2 separate regions of the Homo sapiens genome follow, and region 1 is linked to region 2. The links are chromatin contacts, found by Hi-C or POLR2A ChIA-PET in ENCODE. All regions are on one chromosome and are shown on one strand. Each heading gives the region's core, a stretch centred on a gene start or an enhancer-like site at or near the end of the contact. The rest is flanking DNA. Distances are from core to core; before and after follow the strand shown.

Evidence for each region. A loop is a pair of places that touch in the nucleus more often than their neighbours do. ChIA-PET counts read pairs that join two places held with the same protein, here RNA polymerase II (POLR2A). Pooled maps may share reads with other maps.
Region 1: a pooled map shows a loop between it and region 2 (2.0-fold over the local background). The contact joins the promoter of NFIX-AS1 here to the promoter of FARSA in region 2. A Hi-C loop is called at or near these places in 7 of 50 pooled maps. POLR2A ChIA-PET finds 5 or more read pairs at or near these places in 6 of 52 experiments (BJ, HEK293, WTC11 and 3 more).

Annotation. Positions count from the first base shown.
Region 1 is chr19:13,012,320-13,017,442 of GRCh38, forward strand. It overlaps NFIX-AS1 (NFIX antisense RNA 1), which reads right to left and starts at 2,834. Exons shown (of 2, transcript XR_001753870.2): 1 at 1,887-2,834; 2 at 1,569-1,662. All of the region lies in intron 1 of NFIX (nuclear factor I X), which reads left to right.
Region 2 is chr19:12,931,302-12,936,356 of GRCh38, forward strand. It overlaps FARSA (phenylalanyl-tRNA synthetase subunit alpha), which reads right to left and starts at 2,410. Exons shown (of 13, transcript NM_004461.3): 1 at 2,249-2,410. The coding sequence starts at 2,395. It overlaps FARSA-AS1 (FARSA antisense RNA 1), which reads left to right. Exons shown (of 3, transcript NR_149078.1): 2 at 1,669-1,736; 3 at 1,848-1,995. RefSeq lists enhancers at 2,013-2,082, 2,093-2,592, 2,314-2,608 and a silencer at 3,645-3,750.

The DNA of each region.
Region 1 (5,123 bases), core at 1,584-4,083, 81 kb after region 2:
GTCTTCTCAATGATCCCTCCCAGGCACCGTAGGCCCTCTAGTGGGTCTGGGTGGCGTCCTCCCGGCCCCTCGCTGCTCAAGCGCGGCTCCCTCTTGCCGGGGCGCGGCCTGCCCCTCACAGTGACCCCCCCGACCCACCCCCCAAAAAGTGACCCCGCGCTGGTGGGCATGGAGGACTGTCCCAGTTCACCATTTGCTGCGTCAAAGGCCGCCGCCAAAAGGGGCTCCGATGTCGGCATTTTTGCCTTAAGGCTAGTTTGTCCCCCAGGCGCGCGGGGGTTGGGGGTTCAGGGCCGCCTGTGCCTCAGTTTCTCTCCTCCTGCGCCCATCCTGACATCCGACGGAGGATAATGCGCGTTGGAGGGCTTTGGCCGTGAATGCGATGTTGATGATTGCTGTGATTCTTTGGGTGCTTGGGAGAGTTTGGGGTTTAACTGCCCCCAAATCCGAGGACAGCTTGGGGGCGTCCCTTCGGAGAGGATCTCTCCGCGTCGCATAGTGAGCGTCGTCATCTCTAGACTACCCCGGTTTCCGAGGAGCCTCACCTTCAATCCCCGAGCCTTCTCTTTTGGGGGAGTAAAGGCGGGGAAATTTACCAGGGGAGATTTTTGTTTCCAGGGTTGGCTGGGTTTGGGGGATTTTGTCCTCCAGCGAGCGCGGGGAAGAAATGTGACTAAGTGGCAGAAAATGCGCTTTCCCTTTCTCTCTCTTCTGCCTTCGGGCCGCGGGGAGTTGCGCAGACTCTAAAAAAAAAACCTTTAAAAACCCAAAACCTCCCCTCCAAGTCCCTTTCGATCTACGCCACCTTCCCTCTCAGGGCTGATTTCTTGAATTTGGGGCGTCGAGGCCTCCCCACCCGTTGCTACCAGCCCTTTTGCAGCACTTCCTGGGCAGGCCAGGGGAGAGGACGGAAAAGTGAAAAAAGAACGTGTGCGCCCAGCGGACCCGACTTAACCTGTTGGTGGAGGAGGAAGCTGGCGTCGGGCTGAAGTCCCCCGAGCCACCCCTGGAGCCAGAGCAGCCCCCGAGCATTCAGAGAAAGCCGCCCGTCCCCAGTCCCCTCGGAAGCCGGTCATAAACCCGACTTCTCATCACCCGAATTACTTAAATGAGCTTTGATGGTGTTAGGTCCTTTTCCACGTGCGGATGACTCAGCCCGCTGCAGCTGCGCCCGGGGAGGTGACCCTGGGGCAGCGGCTGACCCTGCTGCGCCCTGTACCCTGGACCCAGACGCGGCCCATCCCAGCAGCACCCCCCGCCCCAAGCTCCCAGACCACACTTAGCTTTTTTTTTCCCCCCTTACTCTTCGAGTCTTTTTCCTCTTCTCTAAAAACATTTTTTTTAATTTAAAGGAGTTTTATTACTTCTTTTTTTTTTATAAAGCATGTGAGACAGAGGCTGAATGGTAGAAACAGGCTGTTAAAAAAAGAAAAATACGTGCCGGTGACGCTTCGTGGAGCTGGCGAGCCTCGCCTGTCCCGCGACTGAGCTTGCGGTCGCCCCGATTCTCTAGTAGACCCTGGCGTGGGGCACCTGAGATCTCCGCCACTGAAAAGGCGCTATAGAAATGCAAGGAATTATGATTTTAATAAAATTGTCTCATTTAGGAGCGAGCTTCTGCGCTGCCTCTGTCGTCGGAGCCCGGGTTTGCCACGGCAAAGTCTGTAATCAGAGAAAAATACCAGCTTTGTTGAGGGTTAGAATATATCATTGGCTAATGTGTGTGGTTTTCTTTTTAAATAATGCTAAGCATTGGAATAATTAAAGAGTGAGAAATAACTCGTCTCTCCTCTCTCCTCTCCATTCAGCATTGTCTTATTTAAGGGCGGAAAGCGCGCTTTTCGGCAGAGCTGGTTAGTTTTTAATGCGGGCTTTTTTTTTCTCACCCGCCGTTCCCTCCGCTCCGGTCTGATTCGCAAATCCCCAAACTGGCACAAACCGGGAAACTTGCGGCCGGCCGTTCTTCTCCCCGAGTTGGAGACAGCCCTCTCCTCTTCCCTCCCCCGCCTCTGGGCCCTGACCCACTGCCTGGTTTGCGCTAGAGCCGTTTAAAAAAGAAAGAAAGGAAGAAAGGAGCCGGGCTCTGGTACCCCGATGCCAGCCGAGGGCGCGTTTCCCAGGCGGCGGGCTGGTGGGAGAGTCAAACCCGGGTGTGGGGAAGCAGCTTCGCTGCCTACTCTGCATCCTCTCCCCTAAAAAGAATCAAGTATTTCTAGAGATCGCCTGCTCAGAGGGCTCAGATCCCTTGTCATATTTTAAATTAAATTGAACAGTTCTTTCTTTCCAGCCCCATATGCAATAGGAAGAGAAAATGCAGTCTTGGAGAGCCCGTCTTGGCAACCCTGTGCCCTTGATAGAAGAGAGAGCTGCCCACTTGGGCTGGGCCTGGCATCCAGCCCCAGAGGAGTGCTCTTGCCACTGGCCACAGGGCCTGGATTTGGGGAGGAAGAGCAGGGTCCAGGGCCAGTGGCTGAGCACGGCCTGGAGAGATGTGGGAGTTGGGGAAAGGACTTTTTATCAGGGCTGCAGAGGTTCGGCTCTGGGCTGGTGGTAGGGGGCTGGTGGTAGGCGAGGTGGCTGCGGTGGCCCTTCCGCCAGGTGTGGGGTAGACCGCTTAGAAGGGAAAGGGGATCCTGAAGTGCCTGAGGAAGAAACAGCAATGAGAAAGCAATGGGAAAAATGGGCAATAAATGGGCATAGGGGTTAGTGCCCACAGGCGCTAGTGGCTGTGAAGTGCCTTTGAGGTGCAAAGGGAGCTTTTTATGTATTTGCTTCAGGTGTTTTTCATTACATGTGTTTCCCTTTTATTTTCCTTGTTATTTGGTCCTTAGACTTTTCAGCGATCCCTTGTATTCGTCTTTTTACATAAGCAGAAACTTTTTTTTTTCCTCCTTAGAGAGATACTGTGGGAGGTATTTTGCCTTCAGTGCTTTCTCTTTCCTGCTTTTTTTAAAATTTAATTTTAAAATTATAAAGTAAATTTAGTGCTAGTGAAAGTGAGGGGGGAACCAGCTGGGGCTGGAGCCAGGGAAGGGGTAGGCAGAGGCAGGGTTCTGCCTCCCTTCCTGAGGCAGCCCCGCCCCAGGACCCTAGGCCCAGCCTGGTGTCGCTTGCTCACTCTCTCTGCTCTCTTCTCTTGATGCCATTCTACTCCCCTCACCTTCCTGCAGGGTTCTTGTGGACAGGGATGGGGACAGTGTATCCCAGTGGGTGCCCATTCTCCCTTTGGGAACCCCTGGCTCTGCAGAGTCATTTTCCTTCATGACCTACATACTGAGGCCCCCCATTCCCTGCCTGCCAGGCAAGCAGGGCGAGAGGAGGGGCCCTTGCTCCCCTCAGACACTAAGGCTGTTTGGCTTTCAGCTCGGCGGGTCCTGTTTGTCCCCCATACATGCCCTGTTAGTCTGCTAAACCCGCTGCACAGTTGGTTGCCCTGTTGATGGGATCAGAGTTGGGCAGGCATAGAGAGATCACACACACACACACACACACACGCACACGCACACGCACTCTGCAGCAGTGAGGATGAGAGGGGTTTCTATTTGCCACACATTTTTGTGGTCACATGAATAGCACACTCTGCTCTATAACACGTGTATGCACATAGGTGTTTGCATTTGATGATACTGGTGTGACAAGGAGGTATTTCTAAGCCATATAAATTATGAGAACTGTATAGCTTAAAAATTTAAGGCTTGTTCAGCGGTGCTGAAAATGTTTATTTCTTAATCTGGGTGGGGTTACATGGGTGTGTTCACTTTGTGAAAGTGTATCAAGCGGCCTAACTTACAGTGTGTGCACTTTTTATACCTGCCTTGCTTCAGTTAAAAAGTTTACTTAAAAAAAGAAGCCCCACTCTCAAAGGTAAAGAAAAACCTGTGCATTACAAAATATAATAAAAATTTAAATAAAAATTTCCTCCAGCCTGCTTTGCTTAGTCCTTCCTGCTAGGAATGGTGGGAGGGCTTGTAAAAAATAGCGGGCTGATATAAAAGCTAGCAGGCATGTGGTCCACGAGGCATCCTGACCCGTCCACATGTGTGGAGTGCCTGAAAACTGCCTACAGACAGGTATAGAGGTAGGATTTTAACATCTCAGGGCTAAAGGATAAGAAATGGTGAGGAGTAAGTTACTTGCCAATTACATTTTGCTGTCAACATCTGGAAAGCAAAATTGCAGCTGTTCTCTCTGCCCCTGCCCCCCGCCCCCGCATTGCCACCTCTTCTTTTTTTTCTGCACACTTACATTTTTTGTACGCTTGCCATTTATACTTCGGTTTTCTGCACTGTTAAAACAATTCCATGGCTCTGTTCAAATTGGGTTGTTGGGTTTGAGTTTTTTTTTTTTTTTTAATGGATCTTGTAGTCTGACAGTATAATTTTTGGAGGGATTTATTTAAACAGGCCCAGGAGCCATTGATAATCCCCTCCCTTTTCTTTCGCCCTCTCTGTCTTCCCAGAACTGCTCAGGCCAGCAATGAGGGGGAGGACGCTCGGCAGCCCTTGCCGGGCTCCTTCCTTTAGCCTCTGCTCCTCCGGGCAGGTACTGACAGCTTCGCCCTCCATGGCCCTTCTGTGGTGTTTTTGTTTTCTCTTCGCCCCCCAAAAATATTTGAACCAAAAAGCCTCTTTTTTTTTTCCTCCACCCACAGCAAACTGAAAGGACTAGTGAACCGTGATTCAACAGAGCGAGGGCGCCTCTTTTCTTCCTTAGCATTAATTAACTCAAGTTCGTTAGGACGTTGGGTCTGTCGCCCACAGTTTTCTCTTGTGTGTGCTGAATCGGGTCATAGAGGGAGACTTCCCGTGCAAACAGTTTGTGTTGGAGCTGAAGGACGCAGAGGGGGAGAGAGGGTGAGAAAGAAAGGGAGCCGGGGAGGGACGGAGCGTGGCCGAGGGGTGGGCATGGTCCGAGCTCCTCAAAGCACCCCCGGTGTCATTCTCTGCAGGGGCTAGACACCAGGGAAATGTGGATTCTTGGGTTTCCTGGGCAATGATCCTGATAATAAAATAGTTGCGGGAGCAATACATTTTGAGGAATTGAAAAATGACCTCTTTCTAACTCCTAAAATTGTACATTTTGGGGTTCTGGCCACTGCCTGTGGCTGAAGCAATTGCAAGAAA
Region 2 (5,055 bases), core at 1,160-3,659:
CGCTCAGGCTAGAGTGCAATGGTGCGATCTCGGTTCACTGCAACCTCTGCCTCCCGGGTTCAAATGATTCTCCTGCCTCAGCCTCCCGAGTAGCTCGGATTACAGGTGCCCACCACCACCCCCAGCTAATTTTTGTATTTTTAGTAGAGATGGGGTTTCACCATGTTGGCCAGGCTGGTCTCAAACTCCTGACCTCGTAATCGGCCGACTCCGCCTCCCAAAGTGCTAGGATTACAGGCGTGAGCCGCCGTGCCCGGCCCTTTAAATTACTTTTTAAAGACAGGGTGTTGTTATGTTGTCCAGGCTGGTCTCAAACTCCTGGCCTCAAGTGATTCTCCTTCCTCAGCCTCCCAAAGTGCTGGCATAATGGGCATGAGCCACCATACCCAGCCTGTCTCCATGTTTAAATGTTCACATGTCAGTGCCCAGAATGTCAGAGACGGGCCCTGGAGGTCCACATTACAAACAAAAACTGAGGTTCCAGGTCCAGAGTCATGAAGACAAGGACAACAAGGGTAAGTAGAGTGCACAGGGCCTGGCTCCCACTTCATTCTAATCCCAACTCTGCCCTTCACTTACTGTGTGACCTCAGGAAAGTTGCTTAACCTCTCAGTGACTCTTCTCATCCATAAGAGAAAGGTGTGATGGGTTCTACCTCAGATGATTTTAAGGAGTAGCTAAATTAATACTCAGAAAGAATATATAGTGCCTACCACGTGACAAACACTGCATAAATTTTTTTTTTTTTTTTTTTTGAGACGGAGTCTCGCTCTGTCGCCCAGGCTGGAGTGCGATCTCGGCTCACTGCAACCTCCACCTCCCGATTCAAACAATTCTCTGCCTCAGCCTCCCAAGTAGCTGGGATTACGGGTGCCCACCAACACGCCTGGCTAATTTTTTTTTGTATTTTTAGTAGAGACAGGGTTTCATCATCTTGGCCAGGCTGGTCTTGAACTCCTGACCTCGTGATCCACCCGCCTTGGTCTCCCAAAGTGCTGGGATTACAGGTGTGACCACTGCACCCGGCATAAATTCTAATTACTATAATTATTTTTATGGCTATTACTGTCATTAGATTGAACCTCACCTCCTTATATTATTTAACCCTCTGTGACGTATACAAATGTCAGATCATATTGGTCAAGGCACTGTCACCCCACACAACACAGCTGCCATCTCTCCTCTGCATTGAGGACTATGGGCTCTGCAGCCTGAGTGCCTAATTTCAAATCTGGGCTCATCGGCCTCTTCTATTCACACTGATTATGTTACTGACCATCAGTTGTCACATCTGCAAAATGGGAATAACATGGCCATCAGCCAGGATTATGGAATGGATTGGACAAACAAGCTGAGACCAAAGTGGGGCACAGAACATGAGCTCTACGGATAAACAGCCCAGATCCTGGCCCCATGGATCTAGCCTTCTGGGTGGCCCACGGGCCCCTCAGCATCCTACGCCTGTGACTCTGTCACTGTCCACTTGCCCAAGTCAGAAGGCTGGACTTCATCTGTGCGCCCCCTGCCTTGTCCTGAATCCCACGCCTTCCCCACCTCCCCCAAGCTTCCTTCCCATAGCCAGACATCATGCCCTCCAGCTTGGGGAAGTGCCAGCTTCTTCTTTCATCCCTTCACCTCCAGTCCTGTCCATGCCAATTCTTCCCAAAGGTGATGTGGATAGCACACTCATCTGACCGGCTCTAGCTCCTGCTATCGCTTCCCAGTTCCCTCATGAGGTAAAGACCTAAGAGGCTTTGCAATTACAGCTATGCTGGTCTCCCTTGCCGCCTGCCATCCCCCAAGATCCCGGCCACTGATCTCTAAAGTGCTATCACTTTCCTCAACAGAGAACAGACTCAGCCGTCACCTGCACCAGGCCGCTCTCCCTGACCCCCAAGGCTGGGTCAGCTGTCACAGCTGGGTCCCCTGTTTTCCCCCATCACTCTGGTTCTTGAAGCACCTTCCTATTACGTCGCAACCTGCGTGAGGGCAGCAACCGCGACTTCCTCGTCCATCATCGTACCCTCTACCCACGCTGACCGTGCCTCAATAAACGTTTATTGCATGAGGAACATCCGTGCGTCTGGGCCCTCACTCGTCCCACTTCCCGCCCGCACATCCCGGAGTGGACACATATACAGCTACCCCAAACTAGGCCTGAGGGAATTTGGCTTGGACGTAGAGCGCCCGTGGCAAGGGGACTGTAGGTGCAAGGGCAAGGCGGTCCGGCATCACGGGCCCGGCTCACCTCGCCCAGCGCCTGAAGGCTCTTCACGGCGCCCACCACCGCCTGGTGCTCCATGCCCAGCTCAGCCGCCAACTCGGCGCTGTCCAGGCCGCCATCAGACGCCTCCAGCCGCCGGAGCAGCAGTTCCGCCACCTGACCATCCGCCATGACTCCTTCCAGTGTGCTCAGCGTGTCCGGGCCCGGGTGGGCGGGGGGAGCTGAGCCACCGGAACCGGAACCGGAGTGTGTACCGCCATCTTGAATGTGTCTAACTGTAGAACAGGGCTCAATGTGTCGTCATCTTGAGTGTGGCGACGGAGCCGCAAAAGGTGCATGGGACTCAGTTCCCACCTCCACCCTGGCTCCATCAATGGCGTCTGGTTGACCAGAGGGGTAAAATTGATTATCTCAAGGTCAGAAGCACCGCCCTGTTTTGAGTTTTATCTAGCCTCACTTCGAGCGGGCTGTGTGACCTTGGACTTCCCCGTCTCTGGGTTACAGAACCCTCTGCCCTTCTGGTATTCTCTCTTGCCCTAGGAGAGGCGGTGGGTGGTGGGCTCCAGAGATGGTCATTTTGGCGATGTCAGCTACTTTTAAAATTTCAAAGGAAGGCTGGGTAGGTACCGTCCCTTTTTATAGAGGGAAAAGGAATTCACCTAGTAAGTCAAGGTGGCACCTAACCTGTGTGGACTACCTCGTATGTGGTAGTACTTAGCCCAGAACTGAGTACTTCACGTGTAGTATTTCATTTATCCCCAAAACTTTATGATGTAGATACTGATATAACCGCATTACACATGTGAGAAAACTGAGGCTCAGAGGGTGGTATGACTTGCCCAAGGTTCTACAGAGAGTTGGTGGAAATGAAGTCATAAATTATAAACCTTCCAGATCCTCCCACCCCTGTGCGCTGAGAGTAACGTCAGTGCAAATACTGCATGGCCTAGATTAGCACTGTCCTATAGAAACACAGTGCAAAACATCTTTCTTTTTTGAGACAGGGTCTTGCTCTGTCACCCATGCTGGAGTGCAGTGGTGCAATTATGGCTTACTGCAGCCTTGACTTCCCAGGCTCTAAGGATCCTCCAACCTTAGGCTCCTGAGTAGCTGGAACTGCAGGTGCGCGCCACCACACCCAGCTTTTTTTTTTTTTTTAAGTATGGGTTTTGGCCATGTTGCCCAGGCTGGTCTCAAACTCCTAGGCTCAGGTTATCCTCCTGCATCGGTCTCCCAAAATGCTGGCATTAGAGGCATGACCCACCTCGCCCAGCCAGCCAGACCCTGACTCTTACAAAAAAAAAGATGACTAATAAAATATTTTGCACTCGGCCGGGCACAGTGGCTCACCTCTGTAATCCCAGCACTTTGGGAGGCCGAGGCGGGTGGATCACCTGAGGTCGGGAGTTTGAGACCAGCCTGACCAACATGGAGAAACCCCGTCTCTACTAAAAATACAAAATTAGCAGGGCGTGGTGGCGCATGCCTGTAATCTCAGCTACTTGGGAGGCTGAGGCAGGAGAGTCGCTTGAACCTGGGAGGCAGAGGTTGTGGTGAGCCGAGATCGTGTCATTGCACTCCAGCCTGGGTGACAAGGCGAAACTCCGTCTCAAAAAAAAAAAAATTGCACTTTTTTTCATACTAAATCTTCAAAATCTGATGCGTATTTTACACTTACAACACATCTCAGTTCGGACCAACCACATTTCAAATGGTCAGTAATCACATGTGGGCAGTGGTGACTTACGTCAGCACAGGTAGATTAGAATCCTAGATCTGCTGGCCAGGCTCAGTAATCCCAGCACTTTGGGAGGCTGAGGCGGGTGAATCACCTGAGGTCAGGAGTTCAAGACCAGCTTGGCCAAGATGGCGAAACCCCATCTCCTCTAAAAACACAAAAATTAGCTGGGTGCAGTGGGGGTGCCTGTAATCCCAGCTACACGGGAAGCTGAGGCAGGAGAATCACTTGAGCCTGGTAGGTGGAGCTTGCAGTGAGCAGAGATCGCACCACTGCACTCCAGCCTCGGTGACAGAGCAAGGCTCTGTCTCAAAAAAAAAAAAAAAAAAAAAAAAGAATCCTAGATCTGTTATTTATGTCATTCAACCAGAAGGTGTAGTCTTTCTGTGCCTCAGTTTCTTGCTCACATGGAGGTGATTGGAGCCCAGGTTACTGTGAGAATTAAATGCCCACACATATTCACACTGCTTACTAAATTGAGTGTGGCCCATGTTCGAACACTCTTATAAGCAGAACACATTTATTCCTTTTACATCACAATTATTATTTGAGTCTGTAAAATGGGATTACTCATATCCCCAAATCCTGACCCTATATGAGGTTCTGTATTAAGGATACATTTCTCAAAGTCCCTTCTCTCCTCCCATTTTATGTTGATTATTTATTTATTTATTTAGGGAGTGGGTCTCACTCTATTGCCCAGGCTGGAGTGCAGTGGCATGATCTTGGCTGACTGCAGCCTCCACCTCCTGGGCTCAAGCAATCCTCTCACCTCAGCCTCCCGAGTAGTTGGGACTACAGGTGTGTACCAGCAGGCCAGGCTAATTTGTGTTATGTATATTATATATTATATGCTATATATAATATACATACTATTCATATATTTATGCATTATATGTCATATATAATATATTACATATGTGTACATATATATATTTTGTAAGAATGAGGTTCCACCATGTTGCCCAGGCTGGTTTTGAACTGCCGGGCTCAAACAATCTGCCTGCCTCAGGTTCCCAAGGTGCTAGGATTATAAGTGTGAACTACCATGTCCGGCTTATTTTTATTTATTTTTGAGACAGGGTCTTGCTCT